Linked DNA regions of Homo sapiens: region 2 is linked to region 1. Evidence: read pairs that join two places in POLR2A ChIA-PET (ENCODE). Cell type or tissue: A673. All regions are shown on one strand.

Evidence for each region. ChIA-PET counts read pairs that join two places held together with the same protein. Peaks named below come from ENCODE experiments on the same cell type or tissue, not always from the same donor. Only the 100,000 strongest peaks of a DNase experiment are listed, where the experiment ranks them.
Region 2: POLR2A ChIA-PET joins it to region 1 with 14 read pairs; 3 of 35 experiments call an interaction of 5 or more read pairs at or near these places.

Annotation. Positions count from the first base shown.
Region 1 is chr5:79,224,047-79,232,046 of GRCh38, forward strand. The region is part of intron 1 of LOC124901011 (a long non-coding RNA gene); the gene reads right to left. Among named protein-coding and RNA genes, the nearest start is that of JMY, 8.1 kb to the right of the region's middle. RefSeq lists an enhancer at 5,651-5,730. In A673, no CTCF peak of the experiment used is centred here; no DNase peak of the experiment used is centred here.
Region 2 is chr5:79,565,768-79,573,767 of GRCh38, forward strand. The region is part of intron 1 of LOC105379047 (a long non-coding RNA gene); the gene reads left to right. Among named protein-coding and RNA genes, the nearest start is that of TENT2, 43 kb to the right of the region's middle. In A673, no CTCF peak of the experiment used is centred here; DNase peaks (open chromatin) are centred at 2,604 and 3,214; H3K27ac peaks cover 1,618 bases; H3K27me3 peaks cover 3,667 bases.

The sequences.
Region 1 (8,000 bases):
GAAAACACTTTTTAGAAATGCTGTTATTGTTCTAGGTTCTGTAATTGCCAGATGGGTTCTTCTTGCCCACTGCACAGATAAAATGAATTCACTGCAGTAGAGCAAGAGTTTAATTGACATGAGACCAACCACATGGGAGAACTGGGGTTATCACTCAAATCAGTCTCCCCAAAGGCTTTCAGGTTAGAGTTTTTATGGACAATTTGGTGACGGGGCTAGGGAATCGGTGCTGCTGATTGGTTGGGGATGGAAATCATAGGCGTTTGGAAAATGGTCCTTGTGCTGAGTCTGCCTCTGGATGGGGCCATAGAACCAGTTGAGTCACCAGGCCAGGTGGGATCAAGTCTGAAAAATCTCTCAAAAAACCCATTTTAGGTTCTACAATAGTGATGTTATCTATAGGAGCAATTGGGGAAGTCACAAATCTTGTGACCTCTGACCGCATGACTCCTGAGCTGTAAGAGACTGTAGAGACTATACCTACCTTGTGACCTCTGGCCACATGAATCCTGAGCAGTAAGGGATTATACAAACTATACTACATTTTATCAGAGTTCAGACCCCTCCCATAATCCTAATCTTTCGGCCTTTCATTAGTCTTACAAAGGCAGTTGTCAGTCCCTGAGCAAGGAGGGAGGGAGAGACTGTTTATCATCCTTGCTTTCAAGTTAAACTACAAATTTCTCCCAACGTTAGCTTGGCCTATGCACAAGAATGACCAAGGACAGCTTGGAGGTCAGAAGCAAGATGGAGTCAACTATGTCAGAGTTCTCTGTCATAATTTTGCACAGGTGCTTTCAGTTCTAAACTTTATTAAGTTATATTCAGATTTTTTACATTAGGTAAGATGAATAGAGAAAGGAGTACTACAAAGTGAGGAAGAACTCAAACTCCATTTATTATTTAGCTTGGAATTTGAAAAATTATTTCAAACAACATAATGAAGCCACACTCTGAAAATCTGCTTAGGAGATTCTGAAAGTCTACTTCTGAAAAAACTATTTGTAATAATCCACTCAAACTGAAGTGAATTACTAGAATGTAAACACCACATCCCTATTCATATTTGTGTTCTCAATGTGTCATGAATCAGTGAATGAGTAGTACCAAATCTTTTTAAAGCACAGATGGTGTTCGTGGCAGCCATGAGAACGTTCCTTTCAGATCTCCCAGCATGACAGACTGAGGGCCCTGACTGCTGCATTTGGAATCCACCACACTCCCCTAGGCTGCTCTCAGCCAATGACTGAGTGTGGCAGGAAGACAGGCAGGCCTGCTTCTGTGAGACTCAAAATTCAGGTAACTTTGCCTTGAGGATTCCCCATTGGCCTAGTGAAAACTTTCTTAGATGGACTCTACTCTTAACATGCTTCTTACTGAAATTTCCTTTCCTCTCCCTCTCCTTCATATGGGTCTGACCTGGATCATCCTTGCTCTGTTCTTGCTCCAGCTTCCTTCTCATTTTCCTCCATAGGCATTTCCCCTACCAAAATCTCTTGCACATCTGATCCCATTTTTGTGACTGCTTCTTGGAGGATTTTTTTTTTTTTTTTGAGACAGGGTCTGGCTCTGTTGCCCAGGTTGTAGTGCAGTGGCACAATCTTGGCTCATTGCAATCTCTACCTCCTGAGCTTAAGCCATCCTTCCACTTATCCTCCTGAGTAGCCAGGACTACAGGAGTGAGCCACCATGCCCAACTAATTTTTGCATTTTTTGTAGAGACGGGGTTTCACCATGTTGGCCCGGCTGGTCTCGAACTCCTGACCTCAAGTGATTCACTCGCCTCGGACTCCCAAAGTGCTGGGATTATAGGCATGAGCCGCCACACCCAGCCTTTTTGGAGGCTCTTAGCTAACACAGTGGTTAAGTGTATAGGTTTCAAAGGATTCCTTAGATAGGTCATTAAAAACAGACAGGTATTAGGATGTACTCAAAGATTTAGCTGCAAGGATGTAAGTGATAACAACTTAAATGTTCTTCTGAAGGGACTGATAAGGTAAATGATTGTGTAAATGCACAATGGAATTTTAATAAGATAATACTAAAGGTGAATTTAATTTTCTTTTTTTACAGATGGGTCTCATTATGTTCCCCAGGCTGGTCTCAAACTCCTGGGCTAAAGCAATCCTCCCACCTTGACCTCCCGAAGTGGTGGGATTACAGCTATAAACCACTGTGCCCAGCCCTGAATATTTATTAGTATCTTCAACAACCATTGTAAAAAAAAATTTACTTATTTATGTTATAGGACAGCTCCCTGAGCCAGAAGACTCAGAGAGACTCCTGAAAAAGATAATTTACAGATTAAGTATTTACAGTGGTATCTCATTTTTGCAAATGAGCCTAGAAGCCTAGAAAATGGTATAAAAAGACATACACTAAAGTTTTAAAAGGGATTGTCTCTAGGTAGTATTTAAAGTTTCTTGGCCGGGTGTGGTGGCTCACCCCTGTAATCCTAGCGCTTTGGGAGGCGAGGCGGGCGGATTGTCTGAGCTCAGGAGTTTGAGACCACAGTGGATAACAAGGTGAAACCCCGTCTCTACTAAAATACAAAAAATTAGATGGGTGTGGTGGTGTGCGCCTGTAGTCCCAGCTACTCAAGAGGCTGAGGCAGGAGTTGCTAGAACCTGGGAGGCTGAGGTTGCAGCGAGCCGAGATTGCACCACTGCACTCCAGCCTGGGCAACAGAGCGAGACTCCGTCTCTTAAAAAAAAGAAAAAGTTTGTTGTTTTGGTTTATCTATAGTTTTAAATTGGTCTACAGTGAACATGCGTTGCATCTGCAGTAACACTAAAAGTCATTATTTTTTTGCAACCTCCACCTCCCAGGCTCCAGCAATCCTCCTGCCTCATCCTCCCAAGCAGCTGGGACTACAGGTATACACCACAATGCCTGGCTAATTTTTGTATTTTTGGTAGAGATGAGGGTTTCTTCGTGCTGCCCAGGTTGGACTTGAACTCCTGGAATCAAGGGATCCGCCCATCTCGGCCTCCCAAAGTGCTGGGATTACAGGCGTAAGCCACCACGTCCAGCTAGTTTTTAATTAAGCATGATTCTCTTAGGCACTGTTAAAATTTAGAATAGTCCAGGTTGGCTGGGCACAGTGACTCACACCTGTAATCTCAGCACTTAGGGAGGCTGAGGTGGGAGGATTGCTTGAGCCCAGGAGTTGGAGACCAGCCTGGGCAACATAGGATAACTGGTATCTACAAAAAATAAAAGATTACCTGGGCGTGGTGGCACGCACCTACAGGTAGTCCCAGCTACTCCAGAGGCTGAGGTGGCAGGATCGATTGAGCCTGGGAGGTCGAGACTGCAGTGAGCCGAGATCGCAACACTGCACTCCAGCCTGAGCAATAGAGCAAGACTCTGTCTCAAAATAAATAAGTTAATTAAATAAAATAAAACTCCAGTACTGATCAGTAGTGGGATTCAGCCTGCAAATAGCTGCTGCACTCCAGCCTGGGCAAAATAGTGAGACCCCAAGAATATAAAAATAAAAATAATAAAACTTTAAAATTTGTTAGATGTAAACTTTGTTCACCTTCTCAACTGTCTTCAATTGCCCTTCTTTCCGAAGGCACTGCCTGTATCCCAGAGCACCCCGGCACTGCTGCCCTTGCAGAGATCAGTGGCCTGCATGCCCCACTTGTTGAACCTCTCTGTGCTAAGTCACCCTTCATTTCTAGGTTGGCTGAAATGCCACACTGGAGCACAGACTCTGGCTTCCTGAAGGGCTGGATGAGGCAACATGGAAGCGTGAACTCCCTGTGGGGTGAAACTTGACTCTGAGGAAAGGAGAAATAGGAAGGAACCAGACAGACATGCTCCCTCTTCTTTCCATTTACTCCACTGAGTAAGATTTCTTCTTGTGTCCCTTTTGGGAAAACCCCCCTTGCTGAGGAAGAACATGTACAGAGTGACCTACCACGTCTCCTAAAGTGGTGCCAGGGCTCTCAGGGATCACTGTGCAGAGCTTCCCAACTTTCCTCACATCATTTCTTTCTTTTTCCTGTCTAGCCACTCGGGAGTTGAAAATAAGGATAATTGGCCATAATTGATATAATGTACAATACCAAAAAGGGTACTCATAGCAGATCAGGACACGAACTGCTCAGATCCCCCTTAAAGAATTTGCTACTGAATGCAAGGAGTGAGGCTGCATCCAGGGGATGATGAAACTTGCTACCAGGGTACTCCTAGAAGCCTGAAAAAAGCAATGGCCCTCACAGAGACTGTATTAAAATGCTTCCCATGGTATAGGGAAGAGAAAGGGAGTAAAAGGCTCAGGAAGTGGGAATGCTGGAATGGATAAATTACACGGGGCCAAAATAAGGAGTATGTTCTCCAGGAAAGCTCAAAGGACACACATTTACCAAGAGCATTAGTAATATGATGATGGCAGGGGCCCTAGCATGGTGATGAAGTTCAGTGTGGCTCTCCTCCACAGGCCAGGGTTAATGGTCAGTGAAGCAGTCACATAATTTGGCTCACGAATAGCAATGGCGATGAAAAGACCTGAACAACAGAGGCCAGGTGGTAGCACTTCACCACCAAAAGCCAGAGGGTCACAATGTCCACAGTTATGGTTAATAGAAAACAACATCCCTGGGGGCAAAATAGCTGGGCAGCCAACAGGCACTGCTTAATGTACATGATCAAAATAGAGCAAGGGTAGATGAGCAGGAGGTTGAGGGCAGTTACCCAAAAGGATCTCTCTTGCCCAGTTTCTGCACCTAAATCAGTTTTCAGACCTAGTGCCCATTGCTTTAAGAGATGGCCAGATCCCAGTACCAAGAACCCTGCAATACATAGTGATTTCTCCAGTTCTTCTGTGGAAGACATGAGTGACTGTTCACTGGAGTGAGGGATTTACTCCAACATTCCAGGAACTTCTGGAGACAGGGTCCAAGTTGACACAGATACCCAATGACTGGAAACATCATCATGGGCTGTGTTAGAGGGGGGGCCTACAGGGGCCAGTAAATGAAGCCCTGGCCCAGGAGTGAGTCCAGTGGTCTATGAAACTACCTGGTGAATATTTCCCTGGTCCCCAAATATCTCATTGGGATTGACACTGTGGCAGAGTAACCCACAGGCTGTACCTGTTGGTGGGGGCTATGATAATGGGGAAGGTCTGGTAGAAGCCTCCCAAACTGCCTCCCTCCCACCAAGATAGTGAATCAAAACCAGTATAATCCTGGAGAGGGATGGCAGAAGTTAGGGCCACTCTTAAAGATGCAGGCATGCTGGTCCCTAACCTACCTCTGTTTAATTTGCTGGTCTGGTCCTTGCAAAAACCAGACAGATCCTGGAGACTAACGTTCAACCAAGAAATAGACCTGATCACAGCTGCCTGGCCAGATGTGGTGTCTTTCCTAAAACAGATAATACAGTCTCTGGTACACAGTATGCAGCCACTGATTTGGCAAATGTGTTCTCTTCTATCTCAGTTAGGAAAGAAGATCAGCAACAATGTGCTCCAGGGCCATGTTAATTCTTTGACCATCTGTCATAATATAGCCTGAAGACATTGGGACCATCTGGACAAATTGCAGAATATCATGTTGATTCATTCATTACATTGATGACATCATGCTGATCAGGCCAGGATTAGTAAGAGAATACTATCATGCTGGAAATGCTGGTAAGGCACATGCACTCTAGAGCGAGATAAACCGTAAAAAAATTAGGTACTTTCTACCTCAGTAAAGTTTCTGCACATCCTGTGGTCAGGACATTCCCTTAAGAGTAAAGAACAGGCCTGTGTGTTGTTGCCACTGCCATTGTTGTCATGGTGGTTGTGCTGAGCTCTGTGGTTTCTAGAGCCGGCTATGTCCCCTCCCTGCCACCACCCTGAAGTGGATGTTCAAGGAGAACCACTCGCTAGAAAACAGATGCGTGCAGTTCCCGAAGATCAGAGTAAAATATCCTGACCGGGTTCCGGTGATTGTGGAAAAAAAAAGTCTCAGGCTCTCAGATTGTTGACACTGACAAACGGAAGAACTTGGTTCCATCTGACAGCCATTCAGTTCCATCTGTGGCTCAGTTCTTGTGGATCATCACAAAAAGGATCCATCTTCCTTCTGAAAAGGCATCTTCTGTTTGTGGATAAAACAGTCCAGCCTGGTGAGGCATGGTGGCTCATACCTGTAATCCCAGCACTTTGGGAGGCCGAGGCAGCTGGATAACCTGAGGTCAGGAGTTCGAGATCAGCCTTACCAATATGGAAACACCCAGTCTCTACTAAAAATACAAAAAATTGGCCAGGCATGGTGGCACATACCTGTAACCCCAGCTACTCGGGAGGCTGAGGCAGGAGAATCGCTTGAACCTGGGAGGCAGAGGTTGCAGTGAGCCGAGATGGTGCCATTGCACTCCAGCCTGGGCAACAAGAGCGGAACTCCATCTCAAAAAACAAACAAACAAACAAACAAAAACCAAAAAACAGTCCAGCCTAACTATAGGAGAGCTTTACTAGAAGGAAAAAGATACAGATGGAATCTTGTATGTGGCCTCCAGTGGGGAGAACACTTTTGGTTTCCGAGGACCACTGCTGTGCTAGGTGCACCCTTACTGCTTGTGTATCTTGTAAATGTCCTAGCACCTTGGTAAGCCAAGGCAGGAGGACAGCTTGAACTCAGGGGTTCGGAACCAGTCTGGGCAACATAAGGAGACACCCGTCGCTACAAAAAAAAATTAGTTGAGCGTGGTGGCGCATACCTATGGTCCCAAGCTACTCAGGATGTTGAGGTGGGAGGATTGCTTGAGCACAGGAGGTAGATGCTGCAGTAAGCCAAGATTGCACCACTGCACTCCAGCCTGGGTGACAGAGCAAGATCCTGTCTTAAACAAACAAACAAAAATTAAAAAGAAAAGAGAAAAAGGAGCACCAGTTGTGGCTGCGAGATCAGCTGTGGCTATGGAGGCTGTAGTTTGCCCCAATAACCTCCCTCTTTTGTTTTCCCTCGGGAACAGAGGCCTACCAGAGCCCTAGAGGAGATGCTTCCCACGTGTTTTTATGAAGTGGATCCATGTGGCACACAAGGTAAACTGTGGCAGTTGTGAAGATGTGTCAGTTAGATCCCCCTTCTAGAAAGGAGCCACCCCTCAGCTGCAAGGAGTATGGTAAGTGGACACTCCCCACCTGTTAGTGTCTTCAGCATCAGCTTCAGGTTTTTATCCTGTGCTTTTCTCAGGGTGGTCCCCAGCCAATGACTGAGCAAGGCCTGGCTATATCTACCCAATGAGAGGAACTTCTTTTTTTTTTTTTTTTTTTTTGAGACAGAGTTTCGCTCTTGCTGCCCAGGCTGGAGTGCAATGGTGTGATCTTGGCTCACTGCAACCTCCTCCTCCTGGGTTCAAGTGATTCTCCTGCCTCAGCCTCTCAAGTAGCTGGGATTACAGGCATGCGCCACCACGCCTGGCTAATTTTGTATTTTTAGTAGAGATGGGTTTTCTCCATGTTGGTCAGGCTAGTCTTGAACTCCTGACCTCAGGTGATCCACTCGCCTTGGCCTCCCAAAGTGCTGGGATTAGAGGTATGAGCCACCGTGCCTGGCCATGAGGAACTTCTTTAAGGGAAATTTTTGCCTCAGAACTCCCTGTTGGATTAGCCTGCCTGATTCTGCCTCTGCCCCTTCCCCTTCTCTTCCACAGGGGTCGCCTCCATACTTTTTTTTTTTTCGTTTTGAGACAGAGTCTCACTCTGATGCCTAGGCTGGCGTGCAGTGACATGATCTCGACTCACTGCAACCTCCACCTTTCGGGTTCAAGCGATTCTCGTGCCTCAGCCTCCCAAGTAGCAGGGACTACAGGCTTGTGCCACCACGCCCGGCTAATTTTTATATTTTTAGTAGAGACGGGGTTTCACCATATTGGCCAGGCTGGTCTCATACTCCTGACCTCAAGTGACCGCCCACCTTAGCCTCCCAAAGTGCTGGGATTGCAGGCATGAGCCACCGCACCCGGCACCCCATAAATTTTTTGCGTTCCTACTT
Region 2 (8,000 bases), 340 kb after region 1:
CTCCTGAGTAGCTGGCACTACAGGCATGTGCCACAATGCCCAGCTAATTTTTTGTATTTTCAGTAGAGACAGGGATTCACCTGTTATCCAGGATGGTCTCGATCTCCTGACCTCATGATCCACCCACCTCGGCCTCCCAAAGTTCTGGGATTACAGGTGTGAGCCACCGCACCCAGCCTATGCCTGTTCTTGATAGGGGAAGAAGGAAATGGAAAGTGTAGACAATTTTTTTGAAGGGCAGTAAATGATTATTAGGAAGAATAAACGGACCCAGGAGACTGAAATTAACTTGTAAATTATTTTCTTTGGAATTTGAAGGAGGCTGAGAGGCAGGCATTAGCTTCTAAAAAAAAAGAAAAAAGAAAAAAGAAAAAGTCCAGGCGAGGTGGCTCACGCCTGTAATCTCAGCACTTTGGGAGGCCAAGGTGGGTGGATCACCTAAGGTGAGGAGTTCGAGACCAGCCTGGCCAACATGGTGAAACCCCATCTGTACTAAAAATTCCAAAAATTAGCCAGGCATGGTGGCAGGCACCTGTAATCCCAGCAACTTGGGAGGCTGAGGCAGGAGAATTGCTTGAACCTGGGAGTCGGAGGTTGCAGTGAGCCGAGAGTGTGCCACTGTACTCCTGCCTGGGTGACAGAGCGAGACTCTGTCTCAAAAAAAAGTCCATCCTGGTGTGGTTGCATACCTCAGTCTTCTTTTTCAAAGTAGATAAGACTTTAGAAAGGAGTAAAAGGCAATTGTTTCTTTGGTAAGATGCTTTCTTGGTCAGGTTAGGAAATTTCAGAGTTCCTCCCTGACCTTGGAGTGGGAAAAAAACAAGACAAGATTAGGAGGACTTTGATTCTGAGCCTTATTTCCAAGGCCTTTTTCTTTTCTTTTCTTTCTTTTTTTTCTTTTTTTTTTTTTTTGAGATGAAATCTCTCTCTCTCACCCAGGCTGGATGGAGTGCAGCAGCATGATCTCGGCTCACTGCAACCTCCACCTCCTGGGTTCAGGTGATTCTACTGCCTCAGCCTCCTGAGTAGCTGGGATTACAGGCAGGCGCTACCTCACCCGGCTAATTTTTGTATTTTTAGTAGAGACGGGGTTTCGCCATGTTGGCCAGGCTGCTCTCAAACTCCTGACTTCAGGTGATCCGCCCTCCTCGGCCTCCCAAAATGCTGGGATTACAGGCATGAGCTGCCGTGCCTGGCCAGGTCTTTTAATTTTTAAAAGCACTCAGCATGCCAAAGTGCCATATTTTGGGGAATTATTTTCTACTTCCCATTACACACATGCCAGGGATGACCCATTGCCTAATTTTAACTAATAAAATCATATATATCATACAAGATTTTTGCATGTTTCATAATGTGGAAATCACCAGAACATTTTATTTTTCTTGCTGCATTTGATATTTTTGGCCTCAGTCATTTTATTTTTGGAAAGGGAAGAGATATATACTCTTGGTTGTGAATAAAATCACATGAAATGAGTAAATAGTGTGACCCTAAAGGAAAAAACTGAGGCAAAATTAATATAAGTAGAAAGTTTATTTGGCCCTAGTTTGAGGACTGCAACCCAGGAGCATAGATTCAAGTTGCTCTGAATATATGCTCCTATTAGCAGTAGTTACTAATGGTTTTTCTTTCTTTCTTTTTTTTTTTTTTTTTTTTTGAGACAGAGTTTCGCTGTTGTCTTGTCATCCGGGCTGGAGTGCAGTGGCATGATATCGGCACACTGCAGCCTCCGCCTCCCGGGTTCAAGCGATGCTTGTGCCTCAGCTTCCCAAGTAGCTGGGATTACAGGTGTGTGCCTGGCTAATTTTTGTATTTTTAGTAGAGACAGGGTTTCACTATGTTGCCCAGGCTGGTCTCGAACTCCTGGCCTCAGGTGATCCACCCACCTCAGCTTCCCAAAGTGCTGGGATTACAGGTGTGAGCCACCGCACCTGGCCACAAATGGGTTTTTAAAGGAAAAAGAAGAGGCAGTTCCTAAGTTGTTTATCAAGAATTTATGTTACAATAACAAGCTATTGGTTGGCTATACATTGTTCTTTGTATCACAAATTCCAGGAACATGAAGATAGCGGGTAAGGCAGCTGTCAGAAATAAAATGCTTTTAAATAATTGCCCCTGGCTACTAAAAATACAAAAATTAACCCGGCGTGGTGCTGCACACCTGTAATCCCAGCTACTTGGGAGGCTGAGGCAAGAGAATCGCTTGAACCCAGGAGTGGAGGTTGCAGTGAGCTGAGACTGCGCCACTGCACTCCAGCCTGGGGACAGAGCAAGATACCATCTCAAAAAAAAAAAAAAGAATTGCCCCTGGGAATGGGTGCTGTGAGATGTGACCGAAATCCCATACTCCTGTCTCTCCAGGCCTGATGAATTTTGCATACTTCACATATCTTAGGCTGCTCTGAGCTATTTTTCTCATTTCCTCCTTTTGATCAGAATGGTTCTCTTCTGAAAGCACTAATGATCAATATTTTAGATTTAAGTTTGTCCCATGTTGCTGGGAAGACTCATTCCCAGATAATCTTGTCCCATGTCAGAGGGAAAGAGCAGAAGTACTACGGCTTAAGAAGTTCCAAGGCTGAATCAGTTGGCAACAATTCAGGGACTGAATTGAACAATAAAGGGTCAGAGTAATAGGATCTTAGTCGGGCCGTTTACTTACACTGGAGTTGAGGCATGTTAGCTCATTTCTAAGCATCTAGCTATCATGATTAGTTTTTTTGTTATAAACTTTTGTGGTAAACTTTAGACATCTAGAAATACAAAGCATAATTAATTCAGGCATTTAAAATATGACACAAATAAGGACAGTTATCAACAAAACATCTTGAAATACAAATATGAAAAGTATTCCTATTCCTGAAGATAACCAAATGAATATTGTAACCTATTTCTTGTCCTGGTCTAAAGAACAAAGTATTGGAGATCTCCACTGAGGAAGATGTCCACTCAGGCAGGGCTGCCTAATAGTGTCCCTTCTAATGTAGTTGTTGGAACAAGTCCTTTATTTGATAGCATTTTCTTTTCTTCCTTCTTTCCTTCCTTCCTTCCTTCCTTCCTTCCCTCCCTCCCTTCTTCCTTCCTTCCTTCCTTTCTCTTTCTTTCTTTCTCTCTCTCTCTCTTTCTTTCTTTCTTTTGGCATTTTCCATTAAACAAAATCTTCAGGTTGGAGTCCATGATCTTTGATGTTTTTGTCTCCCGCTGGGAGCTTGCTGTTAAAATAATCCTTAATTAATTTAGAATTTTCAGTGAGAAACTTATCAGGCCTTGCAATAATGAAGAATACCACCTTGTTAATGGAAAAACCAAGCTCTGTAAAATATTTTCAAGAGTTTTATTCTGAGCTAACATGAGTGAACATGGCCCAGGAAAACACAACCTCAGGAATCCTGAGAACTTGTACCAAAGCCTGGATTACTGTTTGGTTTTATGTATTTCAGGGAGGCAGGAGTTATAGGTGAAGACATAAATCAATACATGGAAGGTATACATGGTTCTGTATGAAAAGGTGGGATATCTAGGCCAGTGCAGTGGCTCACGCCTGTAGTCCCAGCACTTTGGGAGGCTGAGGCAGGAGGATCACGAGGTCAGGAGATGGAGACCATCCTGGCCAACATGGTGAAACCCCATCTCTACTAAAAATGCAAAAATTAGCTGGGTGTGGTGGCTCACGCCTGTTGTCCCCGCTACTCGGGAGGCTGAGGCATGAGAATCGCTTGAACTCGGCAGGCAGAGTTTGCAGTGAGCCAAGATCATGTCACTGTGCTCCATCCTGGCAACAGAGCGAGACTCCATCTCAAAAAAAAAAAAAAAAGAAAAGAAAAGAAAAGGTGGGATATCTAAAGCAGGGGCTTACAGGTTAAGGGTGGATTCAGAGATTCTTTAATTTGCAGTTGACCAAAAGAGTAGGGCTCTGTCTAAAACTTGAAGTCAACACAAAGGGATTTTTTTTTTTTGAGACAGATTTTTGCTCTCTCACCCAGGCTGGAGTGCAATGGCACAATCTTGGCTCACTGCAACCTCTGCCTCGTGGGTTCAAGTGATTCTCCTGCCTCAGCCTCCCGAGTAGCTGGGATTACAGGCATGCACCACCACGCCCTGCTAATTTTGTCTTTTAAGTAGAGATGGGGTTTCACCATGTTGGTCAGGCTGGTCTCGAACTCCTGACCTCAGGTGATCTGCCCACCTCAACCTCCCAAAGGGCTAGGATTACAGGTGTGAGCCACCACACTCGGCCAGAAAGGCACGTTTTAAGTTAAGCATGCTATGTAGCAAGATGGATGGCTTGCAGACATGACTTAACCCTTTCCTTCCATAGTCTTAGGTCTTGTTTATAATTTGATATCTTATTGCCACAAAGAGTCTGTTTTTTCAGTCTTATAATCTCTATTTTAACATTAATGCTGGTCAATTGTTGTGCCTAAACTCCAAAAGGGAGGGAATATAATGAGGCGTGCTTGACCTCTCTTCCTGTTTTGACTGGGAGTTCATTTTTTTTTTTTTTTCTGACCGAGTCTCACTCTGTCGCCCAGGCTGGAGTGCAGTGGCGTGATCTCAGCTCACTGCAAGCTCCGCCTCCCAGGTTGATGCTATTCTCCTGCCTCAGCCTCCTGAGTAGCTGGGACTACAGGCGCCTGCCACCACGCCCGGCTAATTTTTTTGTATTTTTAGCAGAGACGGGGATGGTCTTGATCTCCTGACCTTGTGATCCGCCTGCCTTGACCTCCCAAAGTGCTGGGATTGCAGGCGTGAGCCACCACGCCCAGCCCTTGGGAGTTCAGTTGTTAAGGTTTCTCTGGGGTCCCCTTGGACAAGAGGGGGTCCATTCAGTTGGTAAGGGACTTTGGATTTTTAGTTTACAACTGTTTTTTTTGTTTGTTTTGTTTTGTTTTTGAGATGGAGTCTCGCCCTGTCGGAGTGCAGTGGTGCGATCTCGGGTCACTGCAACCTCCGCCTCCCAGGTTCAGGCAATTCTCTGCCTCAGCCTCCCAAGTAGCAGGGATTACAGGTGCCTGCCACCATGCCCAGCTAATTTTTGTATTTTTAGTAGAGACAGGGTTTCATCTTCTTGACCAGGCTGGTCTTGAATGCTTGACCTCATGATCCACCCACCTCAGCCTCCCAAAGTGATAAGATTACAGGCGTGAGCCACCGTGCCTGGCCCAACTCTTTTTTTTTTTTTTTGAGATGGAGTCTTGCTCTGTCTCCCAGAATGGAGTGCAGTGGCACGATTTTGGCTCACTGCAACCTCCTCCTCCTCCCGGGTTCAAGCAATTCTCCTGCCTCAGCCTCCCAAGGAGCTGGGATTGCAGTTGCATTCCACCACACCTAAATTTTGTACTTTTAGTAGAGACAGGGTTTCACCATGTTGGCCAGGCTCGTTTCGAACTCCTGACCTCATGATCCACCCGCTCGGCCTCCCAAAGTGCTGAGATTACAGGCGTAAGCCACCATGTCTGGCCTAGTTTACAACTTTTAAGGAGAGCTAGTTCATAGGCTCCTTTATCCAGGTGCACGGGTAGTCCCATTCCCATTTCAAAGGCAGAAAGCTGATGTTTTCCAAACAGGGTAGAATGTAAGTTAAGCAAATGGAAGATCCTTAGGCCAGGGAAAGTTAAATTTTTCTTTAAGCTTTCAACTGACTTTTCACTATTCCGTGTATTCATTCTACCAGTCTGGAAGACTGAGTGATTTGCACAATGGAAATGCTAATCCATCCAATCTCAATCATCTTTGACCACACAAAATAGTATTTCTGGCTGAGCATAGTGGCTAATGCCTGTAATCCCAGCACTTTGGGAGACTGCTGTGGGAGGATTGCTTGACCCCAGGAGTTCGAGAGCAACCTGGGCAACATAGTGAGACCTCATCTCCACCAAAATAATTTTTTTAAATAAAAAAACCAAGATAAGATTTCTATAAACTTCTCATAACCACTTACTTAGAATTTTTCACTTTCTCTTTCTTTAAGTTTCTGTGTTCATGTAGTTTTATCCATCATTCTTTCTTTTGTCCTTTCAACTTAAAACACCCTTTAAAAGCCTCTAGACAAAATTAGTTTTCCCTTAACAGAAACCTCACTTTCATATCTTCTTTATAACCTTCTTTACCAAAAACACATCCTATTTTTCTTACTCACTCTGTATACAGAATTGTTTCTCTTACATCTAGTAGTTTCAATTGCATATATGAACTACTATTTTTAACTTTTAGCAAACTGAATTTCTGGTGGAAAACTTAGGAAGTAATTTTGAACTGTTTTATATCATTACTGATAGATGGATGAAAACCATTTTATAATTTTTAGAAAGATATCTCAATTTATTTTTGTTTATTAACAGGTCTAAATATATTTAGCTTTTCTATACCATATAAAAATAAGATATCAAAGTATATAGATTTAAACTTATATTTAATGATTAATGTTTTAGTATTTTTACTTAGAGATGACTCAGACATTTCATGAACATCTACTACTTAATTATAACATGACTTTAATATTAATTTACTGAAGCTGGGCACAGTGGCTCATGCCTGTAATCCCGGCACTTTGAGAGGCTGAGGTGGGTGGATCACTTGAGGTCAGGGGATCAAGACCAGCCTGGCTAACATGGTGAAACCCCGTCTCTACTAAAAGTACAAAAATTAGCCAGGTGTGGTGGTGCATACCTGTAATGTAATCCCAGCTACTTGGGAGGCTGAGGCGGGAGAATCTCTTGAACCTGGGAGGCAGAGGTTGCAGTGAGCTAAGATCGCTCCACTGCACTCCAGCCTGGGTGACAGAGCAAGATTCCACCTTAAAAAAAAAAAAAAGTCAAGTTACTGAAAAAGATTTTTGAAAAGTTCATTTATAAATTTTTCAAAAACTCACCACTATACAAATGAGTACACTGATAAACTTTTGTTTCTATTCATTTAACTTACTCACTTTTAACAATTATGCTTGAATTGTTCATTAAACAAAGCTAGCCATCATCTCATGTTATTTCCGTGTTAATCATTTTTACAGCCTGCAAATGTTAGGCAGCTGCCACCTAAGCAAAAACCCTAAAGGTAAATACATGGGTATTTTGCTGATCCGAAGACATAGCTGTTTTCATTAAACCAATAATATTAAAGTGGTTCTTCTTTACTAAAGATTTACTCAAGTCATATGAACTGAACATTTTAGTTAGTTTCTATTTTTCTGATAAAGTATTTAAGTGCTTACTTTTTTTTTTTTTTTTTTTTTTTGAGACGGAGTCTCCCTCTGTCACCCAGGCTGGAGTGCAGTGGCACGATCTCGGCTCGCTGCAATCTCCGCCTCCCGGGTTCCAGAGATTCTTCTGCCTCAGCCTCCTGAGTAGCTGGGATTCAGGCGTGCATCACCATGCCTGGCTAATTTTTTATGTATTTTTAGTAGAGATGGGGTTTCACCATATTGGCCAAGCTGGTCTCAATCTCCTGACCTCGTGATCCGCCCGCCTCGACCTTCCGAAGTGCTGAGATTACAGGCGTGAGCCACCATGCCCGGCCAAGTGCTTACTTTTTTTTTTAGATCCAATTAATTGGAGCTCTTTTGTATATTTTGGTAGTGAAATATCCCATACGCGTAATATAAACGTATATACGTACAGATCTTTCTTTTTTTTTTTGAGACTGAGTTTCCCTCTTGTTGCCCAGGCTGGAGTGCAATGGTGCCATCTCGGCTCACCACAACCTCCGCCTCCCGGATTCAAGCGATTCTCCTGCCTCAGCCTCCCGGGTAGCTGGGATTACAGGCATGCGCCACCATGCTGGGCTTATTTTGTATTTTTAGTAGAGACGGGGTTTCTCCACTTTGGTCAGGCTGGTCTCAAACTCCCCACCTCAGGTGATCCTCCCACCTCAGCCTCCCAAAGTGCAGGGATTACAGGTGTGAGCCACCATGCCTGGCTGAAAAATCATCTTAAACAAAGGTAAGGCTTATTACATAAACTTTAAACCAATGTAGTTTAGGTGCAGAGAGGGAGATGTTC